Regions from separate parts of the Homo sapiens genome. Here regions 1, 3 and 4 are each linked to region 2. A link is a contact called in ENCODE Hi-C or POLR2A ChIA-PET data. All regions are on one chromosome and are shown on one strand. The core of a region is the stretch at or near the end of the contact, and the rest is flanking DNA. Distances in the headings are between cores, read along the strand shown.

Region 1 (2,961 bases), core at 399-2,898, 230 kb before region 2:
GAGGCAGGCTGATCACCTGAGGTCAGGAGTTTGAGACCAGCCTGGCCAACATGGCGAAACTGTCTCTACTAAAAATACAAAAATTAGCCAGGCGTGGTGGTGCACACCTGTAGTCCCAGCTACTCGGGAGGCTGAGGCAGAACTGCTTGAACCTGGCAGGTGGAGGTTGCAGTGAGCTGAGATTGTGCCATTGCACTCCAGCCTGGGCAACAGAGCAAGACTCTGTCTCAAAAAGAATAAATTGATTAAAAAAATAAAAATCAGCACAGTGGTGGAATCAGATTTATTGTGTCAGCTTCCCCAGTGCTGAGCCATCTCTCTTACTCAACATCTCCCCTCCAAGGCCCAGCACACAGTATGTGCACAGTTAATACCATGTCAGCCACTCTGAACATCTTGGGTTGAAGAAGCATTCGCCAGCATATCTTCCAGGAGCAAAGTAAGCATTTTCACCCCGACAAAGCACTCTCCATGCTGTGCCCACATCTGAGCGCCCAGAGTGGCCAGCAGTGGCTCCAGTGGCTCTTGGAGGTGCCTGTGTGCCGACGGCTCCCTATGTGCCACAAAATCGTTTTCCATGTCTGGGCACCAAGAGAGAAAAGCACGTCCATGTCCTGCCCTCCCTCCTCCAGCAGGCTGAGAGCAAGCTGCTCCCAGGCAAGCATGCCCCTAGGCTGTTCTTCAGGCCAGAGGGGACTTGGGGAGTGAATCCAACTTTGAGACAGAAGGCACGGTGAGCTGACATTAAAACGACCACATCTACGCTGGGCACGGTGGCTCATCCCTGTAATCCCAGCACTTCGGGGGGCCGAGGCAGGTAGATCACTTGAGGTCAGAAGTTCTAGACCAGCCTGGGCAACATGGTGAAACCACGTCCCTACTAAAAATACAAAAAGTAGCCAGGTGTGGTGGCATGCACCTGTAGTCCCAGCTACTTGGGAGGCTGAGGTGGGAGGATTGCTTGAGCCCTGGGTGCACAGGTTGCAGGAGCGGAGATCACGCCACTGTACTCCAGCCTGGGCGAAAGAGCAAGACCCTTTCTCAAGAAACAGAAACAAAAAACCCCAACCACATCTAAAAAGAAAGCGGCTAAGATTCAGGTGGTTGGCTCCAGGCACTCAAGCTGCCAGGCCACGCTTGGCCACCAATAGAACAGAAACACAGACCCACTCAAGATGTGTCCCGCTCCTGTTGAGCCCCTGCCATGCTCATCCGCAGGCGGCACAGGCACACACCGACTGGGCAGACAGTGGGCCAGCGGGGGCCCTTTCTGCATGGCCCCCTCCCTTCGTCACACCCTGTCCTCCAGCCCCCTGACCCCGTCTGCCCACCCTGGCTGGGACTTTCCCCTGGTTCACAAGCCTTCATGCCTCATTTCTTCAGGACTCAGCTCCCTGCAGGTGGCTGCAATCTCACCCAGCAGACAGGCCCTGTGTGGGACGGGGCTCGCCGTTAGGGCTGCAACCCTGTGATGCAGAACCCACAGCAGCCCGGTTGTGGCAGGAGGGCGGGGGCACTCTCACGTTAGGCTCCTGTGGGCAGAGCTGGCAGAGGCACTGTTTCCTAAGCCAGAGGCAGGTGTGGGACAGCCCAAGGGAGGAGGCAGTGCTCCGTCACCACCCAGGTTGGAAGGGGTAGCAGGCATGTCGTGTAGCCGAAAGCTCCCTGGGAGCACCTGATGGGCAGAAGTGTGAGCCGGAACCCAGCTCCCCAGCACCCCCGGCTCCCGAGGGCACACCTGCTCCCTCAGTGCCACTGTTCCCCTTAGCCTTTAACTTCTGGTGCCCCTGAGCAAAACGAGACTGGGAGCAAAATCCCCCTCAGGATTTGAGAACTGTAATTCAGAAATGACTTTTAAGCACAGAGTGTTTTATTTTGCTTGGAACCTTTGTGCAAAAAACTGAATCATCTGCCAGAGTAAACACATTTCAGTTCATAAGCAGCACCTTTGAATGAACACTGAAAAGGGAACGTACGGTTCGGTCTAAAGCCAGAACAGAACGCGTGAGACGCACTGGACGGCAGGAGAGCCTCCGCCAGCCCAGGTCCGGGGCGCAGGACACCGAGAGTGTCGACGCAGCTTCCACTGCAGAACGGAGTGACCACAGACCAAAGCAAATCACGCAAGTGGATCAAAAAATGTTTATTCTGAATTCTTTAATTTAAAAAAATCATACCTATGAGGTGTGCTACAGGAATTCAGATACAATAAGTTGCATATAAAACCCGACCTCATTGCTCATTGTGGTAAAGCAAGGATGATGAGAAAATGCACCTCAGGAGCAAAAACACGCTTCACGGGCACTCCGGGACCCAAGTCCCGAGACATTTCCACGTGACCTTCTGGAAAGACACACCGCCCACCTGACTGCACGACGGGACTGGTCCAGCCTCCCGGCTCCTCAGGAAGGAGATGAGTTTCCTACAAAGTGAGTGGCCACAAATGCCAGGACAGCGGTGTCCTGGAGCTGTGGGGGGACCTTGGGGAAGAACACACACTCATCTGCACTTCACACTTCTAGCCTTCAACTGATCAAACTACTGAAATTGAACATGATATTTTGGCAAAAATACTACACCCCCATTGACAGGAGGAGGGTTCCTGGCGGCTCACAGCAGAGCAGGCACTGCCTTCCTTCCCAAGGCCGAGAGGCCATGCTGTGACATGGCACACACACCGCCCCAGGCTGCCCGGTGGCCCAGGGACCATATGGGTGACAGTTAAGACATCAGCCTTTGTGAAAAGCCAAGCCCGACGCAGACCTCAACTGCACTGTGCGTCCCAATCCAGAGACCCGCGGGGCAGGGGAGGATTTCAAGGACTCAGTGACACTGCCCGGCGGGGACAGGAGAGGCTCCCAGCAGCCCTCCCGGTGACCTGGGCATCAGGGGATGGGTAGAGATGAGGACAAGCCGGAGTGGGCACAGGAAAAAAACCAGGGTCTCTGCTAGAAGTCACCT
Region 2 (2,797 bases), core at 234-2,733:
GACATTAAATATCCATAAAACCCGATTTTTCTACGTCCTGTTTTGTTTGTTCAGTACTGATTTTTTTTAAAATCTGGACTTGACTGCTCTCAGGCAGAGAGCTGTTCTGTCCATCCTGTCCCCAACAGGCACCAGTCTTTACAGAGTGAAACCCATGGTGACACATTTAGGCCCTATCTGATTGGTGACTGAATGGCTGATTCCAAGCTACAGCTTGAAGCCTCTGAGAGGCGTCCCCAGAGCACTCCCAAGCCTCTCCCGACTCTGAGAACAAGGGGGGTAGGGCTGAGAAACTCTGCTGTACTCAGGGTTTCTTTTTTATCCTGGAAGCTGCTGCAATCCACAGGCGAGGGTGGAGAGGGAGTGACCGAGAGCAGGACAGGAAGCCACTCCACAATGAACTTGACCAGAGAGGCAGTGTAGTGGCTAACACTACCCATCCGGAGGCCGGACTGCTTGGCTCAAGCCTAGCTCCGTCAGTTATCGGCTGCGCATTTCGACAAAGCCACTTAACCTGTGAGCCACAGTCCTGTCCTCTGTAAAATGGGAACAGTGATAGCTAACAGTATCTAAGCCACAGGGCTACTGCGAAAATTGTATTTGGCAGTTACAAGGGTAAGCGGCACACTGTAAGCCCCTGGGTAGGAGTTACTGAATGCTAGTATTACTCTCAGACAGCCGTGAAAAGCATATTCCGAGACAGAAAGGAAATGATGCGAGGCAGGCTCACCCAACCTCTGCCCCTCCCCCACACCTTCTCTGACTCATCTTTTCTTCAGTGAGTTTTCTAATTTACCCGGGCAGAAGTGGGTGGAGGAAAAAGGACTGTGCGTGTCCACGCCCTGCAACCTCGAATAAGTTAACTTTTCTGCGTTTCTGGCTCTCCCATCTGCAAAACCAGGGCTGTACGGAGAAAACCCACGCAAATCAAACCCGGCAAAGGGGAGGCGCCTGGAGGCCAACCGGAGGAGCCTCGCAGCACCTACAGCCGGGCGACCAGGCCCTGGCTCCCCCGGCCCGGCCCCGCGCCCACCTTCTTCCCCAGGCGCGGCCCCGGCCGCCGCCCCCGCCTCGAAGTCGTCGACGCGCCGCAGCAGGTCGTGGCGCCGCAGGGAGGCGAGCAGCTCGCGCAGGAGCTCGGTGTGCCCGGGCTCCAGGTCGTTCTGCTCCAGCAGCATGGAGAAGAGGTCTAGGCCGCTCTGCACGCGCTCCAGCTTGCGCTTGCCCACGCGCCCGAGGCATAGGAACTTGAGCTCGGTCAGCTCGCTGCTCGACAGGCTGGACGACACCGAGTGCAGCAGCACCAGGAACGGGTCCATGGCGGGGTCTGCAAGCGGCCGGGGCTGCGGCCCGGCCCTCCGTGCGCCCTCTGTCCTCGGCTCGCTGGCCCTGGCCAGGTCTCGCCGCTTGCCCAGCGGCCCAAGGATTCCACCCCCGAACCTGCACTCCGGTGCCTGATTCACTACAGGAAATCGACAAGAGCGCGTTTTCGACCGTTATCTCGCGAAAACTAAGGGACCCGCGCATGCGTCCCTAGCGAAGCCGCAGCCGTTTCCGCCCTGGCTGGCGGCGCCGCGGACGGGCGCGGCTTCTGCGCCTGCGCCCGGCGTATCGTCTCTTTTCCGGGTGGGAGGTGGGGCCTTGGGTGTCCTGAGAGCCTGCAGGTGGCCCAGCTCTCTGCGGTGAGGGCGGTCGCGCCTCTGCCGAGTCCACCTGTTTGCAAAGCGCGGTGCGGCCCTACTGTGTGCAGGGCCGGGGCGGGGAGGGCGCAGCCCGAACGTCACGTGCCCTCACATCTGTTGGTGACCAAGGTTACTTATGCATTAACGTTTAGGGACAAACGTGGAAAATGCATTCTTTGGTGCCCCTGGAGACATCTTGTGTGTGCAGAAAACACTACTCAGAAGTTTATGTGCGTTTAAACATGTGATTTAAATAATACATGATTTCCAAAGTAGCAGTCGTTTATTCAATCAACAGTATTGAGCGCCTACTGTGCCAGGTAGTAGGGTCTGGGGACAAATTAGTGAGCGAAGCGCGAGGGTCCCCGCGTGCCCGGAGTTTACATCATAATTACAAAAGCGACACGCTCCAGAAGAGAAGGTCGTGGCGGCCGTGGTGGCTCAGCCTGCAATGCCCGCACTTTGGGAGGCTGAGGCAGGATTGATTGAGACAAGGGGTTCGAGACCAGCCTGGGTAACATAGTGAGACCCCGTCTCTATTAAAAAATAAAAATAAGGAAAAATAAGGAAATCGTATAGTATGCCAGAAATTCAGAAGAGCCAGGGGAAAGGGAGTCTCTTCACGGGGTGGGCGTGTGGAGGGTGGGGGGCCCGGTGGTCTGATGGGGCCTCTGTAAAGGCGCAGGTGAAGGCTGGGAGGGGCCGGGTACCTAGGTGTGGGGGGAAGAGCTGGGCACACGGAGAACAGAAGAGCAGAGCACAGGGGACGGCTGGGGTTCCAGGAGCAGCAATGCCGTGGGTCTGGAGGTGAGGAGGGGGTGCAGATTAGGAGAGCCCTCACCAGCCAACAAGGACCCAGCTTTACCACAGGGTGGGGCAGGGGCTGATGCCAGCTGAGTTTGTTTTCTTGAGATATAATTCACATACCATTCAATTCACCCTTTTAAAGTTATACTTCAGTGGTTTTTAGTGTAGTCACAAGGTTGTGCAACCCTTACTGCTGTCTAACTTTAGGACATTTTCATCACCCCAAGAAGAAACCCATTAGCATGTACTCCTCCCCTCCCCCACCAACCACGAATCTACTTTTTTTTTCTTTCTTTCTTTTTTTTTTT
Region 3 (2,700 bases), core at 196-2,695, 220 kb before region 2:
TGTCTACCTGCCCACACCTGAACACTGCTGTGTGTTTCTAACGCTGCAGGTGGAAAGCCTAGAGTCTTCCCTGCAAGGTTAGGGAATTACTGTTTTTCCAATTATGTGTTCAGGTTCTAATAACCAAGTCCAAATTTTGAAGGTAACAACATAACTGCTCTAAGGAAGGATGCAGAGCTGGCTTCACGTACATACTGTGTGGCTCTGTGTGGAGATGTTACACACATATGGTGTCATCAAACAGAACAAACAAAAAACCTCCCAACCCCGGCCAAAAACACCACCACAAATGAAACACAGAAACCACACAGAACACGCCTGTCTCCTGGCCCTTGCTGCTACGAAGCCCCTGGTCAAATGGCCAGTGGTTTGGTTGAACCAACACCTCTCTCCTCATCTGGAAGGCCTGACTCAGTGGCTCACGGCAGTCACCAATAACAGCAGAACAGCCTCGGGCAGAATGCTGCTGGAGACCGGAGATGCCCCAGTCCAGAGACTGGATGGGTCACCGGGTTAGAAAGATGGCACCCACACACTAACTGGCGCATCCTGCCATACACAGATCACAAGTTCACAGGGAAGAAAGTGAACCACTCAAAATCAGTGTCGCTCTACTAGAAATGGGTTTAAAGTGCCGAACAGCCTGACAGCTGACAAGTGGTGACACAGGAGGACTGTGTTGCAGGTGCTGACGGTGAGCCCTGAAGTCTGTGCTAGAAGTGGCCGCACAGGAGGGTCGGGGGGAGGGTAGGAGGCTGGTGGCAACTGTGCCTTGCTGGGACTCGTGCTTGGCCAGCTTCTCCTTGTAATCAAACCCCACAGCAGCGGAGTCCTGCCTCTCCGACTGAACACCGAATTTGCCTCCAAAACCAGTCTTATAATCTGAAAATCCACAAGCAACGGTGGGGAAAACAACCAAAAGAGGAAACACAGTTGGGTTAGAATTGCATGAGCATGCGCAAAAATCAAACACAGTTTCCAGAAAGCAAGGGCTCTCCTGAGCTTAGGGCCTTTGAGATCCTACTCCCAGGCTCAGCGCCAGAAGGTGGCTCCAGAGGTCAACGTTAAAGAATGAACTTAAAATCTGAACATTCAGCGAAGATCTGGAACAGCCTAAGAACTGTACTTCAAATAATTCAGTAAAGGCACTCCCGGCTGTGCAGTTCATTCTTAGCGTCCTACGCACACTGCAGACGAGTGTGCGTATCTGTGTACACGGGAGGAGAGACCCTGCAGATTCGGAGGGCGCTGCAGCCCCATTAGCCCCGCTCCTGCTTCTCTCAGGGCTGGGTCACACTGAGAGGCTTTCAGCCCCCTCAGGCTCCTTTTTCCAGGGAAGGGGCACCCATTCCAACAAGAAAACACTTTCGGTTCAAAAGTAAGTATCTCCTGCCAAAAACCGTGGCCCACTTTATAGACAAGAAGCCTGGATGAGGAGCACTGCAGGCTTGGCCCATGTCCCCACTCCCGGGTAAACCCAGCCCCCCGCTGCAGGCCTGACACATGCCCCCACTCCCGGGTAAACCCAGCCCCCCGCTGCAGGCTTGACCCATGTCCCCACTCCTGGGTAAACCCAGCCCCCTGCTGCAGGCTTGGCCCGTGCAACCCACTTCCAGGTAAACCCAGCTCTCTGGGGTACCACCCCGTGTCAGCAGGGAGGGTTTGTGACTACACTAGCTGGAGGGAACTGGGGGATTGGGGGGGCACACAGGACAACTTCAAACAGTGAAGACAAAACAATGTGCAGCAGGCACACGCAGACACAACACATACCAACTGACCCCGCAAGGAACAAAAACAAACTTCTAAAACCATCTCGCATACAGGCAGAGTGAATGTACCTTTTTGGGATTCATGCAGCTGCAATTTCTCCTGGTGATCCCAGCCAAGGGCACATTTGTCTTGTCTGTCTGTCTGCACACCAAATTTTCCTCCAAACCCTTTCACATAGTCTACATGCACAATGAAAGGCCAGAACCCATCATTAACAGGTAGTGCAGGTCACAGGTGGAAAGTATGTTTTCAATACAGTTAAACGCATATGATTCACTCAATCTACTCTTCCCTTCCGGATCTTTGGTAATACTTTAGATAACATCCATGAAGAGGCCCTCCTTGGAGAGTGGCAGGAAATAACCTAGTCTATGACCTCAGCATCGTGACTAAGCCAGACAGGACCCCATGGAAGCTCCCACGCATGCGGCTTCCACCCGCACCATGAGACAGCACAGGCTCACACGGGCAACACAGACGTGCGGGGTGTGGCCACCACGATAAGCAACGCCGCTGGGGCTGGAGCGCCATAACACTCAAGCTGCGAGTTCCTATTTAGCAGCTGTGTTTCTGGATGTGCCGTTTTCAAGTTGGGCATTTCATGAAAAAGAGACATCTACGTTAAGGGCTATCAATAACGCTTTGTTTTTCCTTTTCCGGTGTGGCTACCACCTGTCACATTACTAGCTGCTGGCTGGAGGGTAAGATAAAACGGAAGACACCTTTCTGGGACTCGTGCTTCTCCGTTTTGCCTTGATACTCAAAGCCAACGGCGCTCTTATCCACTTTGTCCTTGTCGATACCGTATTTGCCGCCGAAACCTTTGGAGTAATCTAAAAACAAACAAAAAAGGACTACTTTAAAAGGAGCAACGAAATCAGTGAACATGCAAGTATTTTATCCTTTGATTAAAAAAACAAAAATCTT
Region 4 (2,700 bases), core at 90-2,589, 200 kb before region 2:
GTGGGTGAAGTCCCCCCGACAGAGCCTGCGCAGCCAAGTCAACACTGAGCCCAAAGGGAGCGCATGGGATTCCAGGGAGCGCTCACCGGATGCCTCCGGAGCTTCCTTCAGCAGAAAATGAATTCCTCCCCAAGGGGCCCCAAACGTCCACAGATTCCAGCGGGAGGAAGCCCTGTCCCTTCTCACCCAAGGCCTTCCAGCTTCAGGGATCAGGCATCCCTTAGACTATCCAGGTGATGGAAACGTAACAGAAAGCCCCAAAGCACCGTTCTGGTGATTTTAAACACACCCCGAAGGAGGGACGGTTCCAAATTTAGAGCCTCACGACTAGCTGCAGCCGCGCCTCGCTGCCTCCACTGACCTGATTGCAAAACCTCCGCTCAGGTGCAGGCCGGGCGGATCCCCAGCTGCTCCGCCACGTCCCACAGCGAGCCCCTCAAAGTCGCGCACCCCAACCGCCTTGACCCCGCGGACCCCATCCCTTTTCCCTGCGCCTGGATCCCTTCCCCTGGAGCCCCAATCCCCTCCCCTCGGACCCTATACCTTTCCTCCGAGCCCCGACCCCTTCCCCTCGAACCCCAATTCCCTTCCCTCGGACCCCATCCCAGTAGCTCTGCGCCTGGACCCCTTCCCGTCAGACCCCAATCTCCTCCCCTCGGACCTCATCCCTTTCCCTCTGCACCCAGACACCTCCCTCTCAGACCCCTCGCCCTTTCCTTGAGACCCCCCACACCCACCTTCCTTGGCCCCTCGAACCCCGGCCCCCTCCGCTCAGACCCCCGAACCCCACAGGCCCAGCCCCTCTCCCTCGGGCCCTAATACCCTCCCCCTCGGAGCCCATCCCCCTCTCCTATTCCCTCGGACCCAAGACCCCTCCCAGCCTGGCCCCTCTCCTGCCCTGGAGCCCCCCGGCGCCCAGGGACCCTCCCCTCAGAGCTGATACCCCAATTTGGCCCCTTTCTAACCTTCCTCCGCGGACCCCAGCCCCAAGCCCTCCGTGCCCCCTTGCCCCCTGCCCGGCCTCCTTGGGCCCAGACCCGTCCTCGTGGCCCTCGCGGACCCCCGGCCCTCGCCCTGCCCCGCCCCAGGCCGGGAAAGCCTCGCCACTCTGCCCCGGCCCCCGAAACCGCAAGCGGAAGAGCGGTGAGACCGCTGCGGCCGCCGCTTCCTTCCCCTTTCGCGGCCAGGCGACGCCACAGGAGGGAAGAAGCAGAGCCCGGCCTGCACCCCGGGCGGACGCCGCGCTCGCTCACCGCCGCCTGGGGTCGGTCCGGCCCGGGTCGGCCCTGGATTCCGCCGCGCCAGCCGCTCCCAGGCACCAGGCTCTACTTCCGGTTCCGAGGGCGGGGGCGGGGCCGCATCCGGGTCCCCGCGCGACCCCGCCCCCTGCCCCGCCTCCTCCCGCGTCTTGGCCCGCAAGAGTCCCGGGGGTCCGCCCGCAGCTGGCTAAGCGCTAGCCCGGCCTGTGGCGAGTCTGCAGAGCTCGCCCGGAAGTAGCGTTGCGCGCGCAGAGGATGGGCGCTGAGCAGCACACAGCCCGCGGCGGGGTCTCAGGATCCGCGGCGCTGCCCGGGGCCGGGGGAAGGAAGCCAGCCGAGGAGACGCACGTGCCCTGAGTCCGGGAGCGGGGAGCCTCTTCATCTCTCCATCCTCCCTCCGCGCGCGCCCTCAGCCGTCCTCGTCCGCTCACCATGCACCTCCCCTCCAAGAAAGGGCCACATGCGTGCCAGGGACGCGAGCCCCGGCCACAGGGACATAGCAGCCTAGAAGGTGAGTCAAGCGTTAAACCACATGGGTACTCACCTGGGAAATGAGATAAATGCCAAGAAGTGAGAGTTTCATAACATCGTATTGGGGAGACGGTAGGACCTGAACCCCTGGGAGACCAGAGGTTTCTTTGGGCGATTCACATGTTAGCCAAGATGTGAAGGCCCTATAAGAGTAAACAAGGTAAGGAGGGAAGAATTTTCCAGGCAGGCCAACAGCAGGTTCCAACAGCAGGGCCAACAGAGGTCCCAAGGCAGGAACGGTCTTGCAGCAGGGGAACTGGAGGAGGCTCAGCTCAGCATGGTAGAGGGCTAGTGGTGCAGCGGAGCTGTGGTGTGAGAGGGGCCAGGTCATGCAGAGGCCGATAGAGCACAGCGAAGACCTCGGTCTTTATTCTGGGAGACACGGGAAGTCCTCGGAGGAAGTTAAGCTGATAAGAGACATCATGAAGTTTGGGCCAGGCGCAGTGGCCCACGCCTGTAATCATAACACTTTGGGAGGCTGACATGGGAGGATCGCCTAAGGCCAGGAGTTCGAGACCAGCCTGGTCAGCATAGTGAGACCCTCGCCCCCGCCCGCCATCGCTAAATAAATAAATAAGACATAATGAAGTTTGAATTGTAATGAGATCACTCTGGCTGCTGTGTGGAAGATGGATGGGAGAAGGGCCAGGTAGAGCCTAATGTAGCCAATTCGGGCAGACCGCTGGTGGCAGGTAAGATGGGGAGAAGTGGATAGATGCAAGAGGCATTTAGAAAGCTAAACTGTCAGATGTGAGGATGAATTGGAAGTGCGGGTGGCGGAAGGAAATGTCAGGTGTTGACCATTTTTTTAAAGGTAAAATCATGACCTTCATACACATATAAAATGAACACGTCAAATATTTTATTTAACTCGATAATGAATACATCATAAGTTGTTACAAATTGTTTA

Evidence for each region. A loop is a pair of places that touch in the nucleus more often than their neighbours do. ChIA-PET counts read pairs that join two places held with the same protein, here RNA polymerase II (POLR2A). Pooled maps may share reads with other maps.
Region 1: a pooled map shows a loop between it and region 2 (5-fold over the local background). The contact joins the enhancer-like site here to the promoter of FADD in region 2. A Hi-C loop is called at or near these places in 2 of 168 maps with a recorded cell type or tissue (CD14-positive monocyte and K562), 1 of 37 single-sample maps with no recorded cell type and 5 of 50 pooled maps.
Region 3: a map of IMR-90 shows a loop between it and region 2 (8-fold over the local background). The contact joins the enhancer-like site here to the promoter of FADD in region 2. A Hi-C loop is called at or near these places in 5 of 168 maps with a recorded cell type or tissue (CD14-positive monocyte, IMR-90, chondrocyte and 2 more), 2 of 37 single-sample maps with no recorded cell type and 5 of 50 pooled maps. POLR2A ChIA-PET finds 5 or more read pairs at or near these places in 1 of 52 experiments (IMR-90).
Region 4: a map of endothelial cell of umbilical vein shows a loop between it and region 2 (10-fold over the local background). The contact joins the promoter of CTTN here to the promoter of FADD in region 2. A Hi-C loop is called at or near these places in 13 of 168 maps with a recorded cell type or tissue (IMR-90, K562, PC-9 and 10 more), 23 of 37 single-sample maps with no recorded cell type and 28 of 50 pooled maps. POLR2A ChIA-PET finds 5 or more read pairs at or near these places in 9 of 52 experiments (Caco-2, H1, HEK293 and 6 more).

Annotation. Positions count from the first base shown.
Region 1 is chr11:70,435,743-70,438,703 of GRCh38, reverse strand. It overlaps CTTN (cortactin), which reads right to left. Exons shown (of 18, transcript NM_005231.4): 18 at 2,129-2,961. Among named protein-coding and RNA genes, the nearest start is that of CTTN, 39 kb to the right of the region's middle. Within about 2 kb of position 1,648, at least 2 of the 41 ENCODE cell types and tissues checked have a DNase peak (open chromatin) inside an H3K27ac peak, as active enhancers do.
Region 2 is chr11:70,201,982-70,204,778 of GRCh38, reverse strand. It overlaps FADD (Fas associated via death domain), which reads right to left and starts at 1,483. Exons shown (of 2, transcript NM_003824.4): 1 at 1,034-1,483. The coding sequence starts at 1,319. RefSeq lists silencers at 753-944, 994-1,073.
Region 3 is chr11:70,419,652-70,422,351 of GRCh38, reverse strand. CTTN (cortactin) reads right to left here. Exons shown (of 18, transcript NM_005231.4): 9 at 2,496-2,606; 10 at 1,842-1,952; 11 at 772-882. Among named protein-coding and RNA genes, the nearest start is that of CTTN, 22 kb to the right of the region's middle. RefSeq lists an enhancer at 1,608-2,700. Within about 2 kb of position 1,445, at least 2 of the 41 ENCODE cell types and tissues checked have a DNase peak (open chromatin) inside an H3K27ac peak, as active enhancers do.
Region 4 is chr11:70,397,168-70,399,867 of GRCh38, reverse strand. It overlaps CTTN (cortactin), which reads right to left and starts at 1,339. Exons shown (of 18, transcript NM_005231.4): 1 at 1,254-1,339. It overlaps CTTN-DT (CTTN divergent transcript), which reads left to right and starts at 1,406. Exons shown (of 3, transcript NR_186321.1): 1 at 1,406-1,770. RefSeq lists silencers at 413-482, 1,064-1,573, 1,674-1,723 and an enhancer at 1,974-2,043.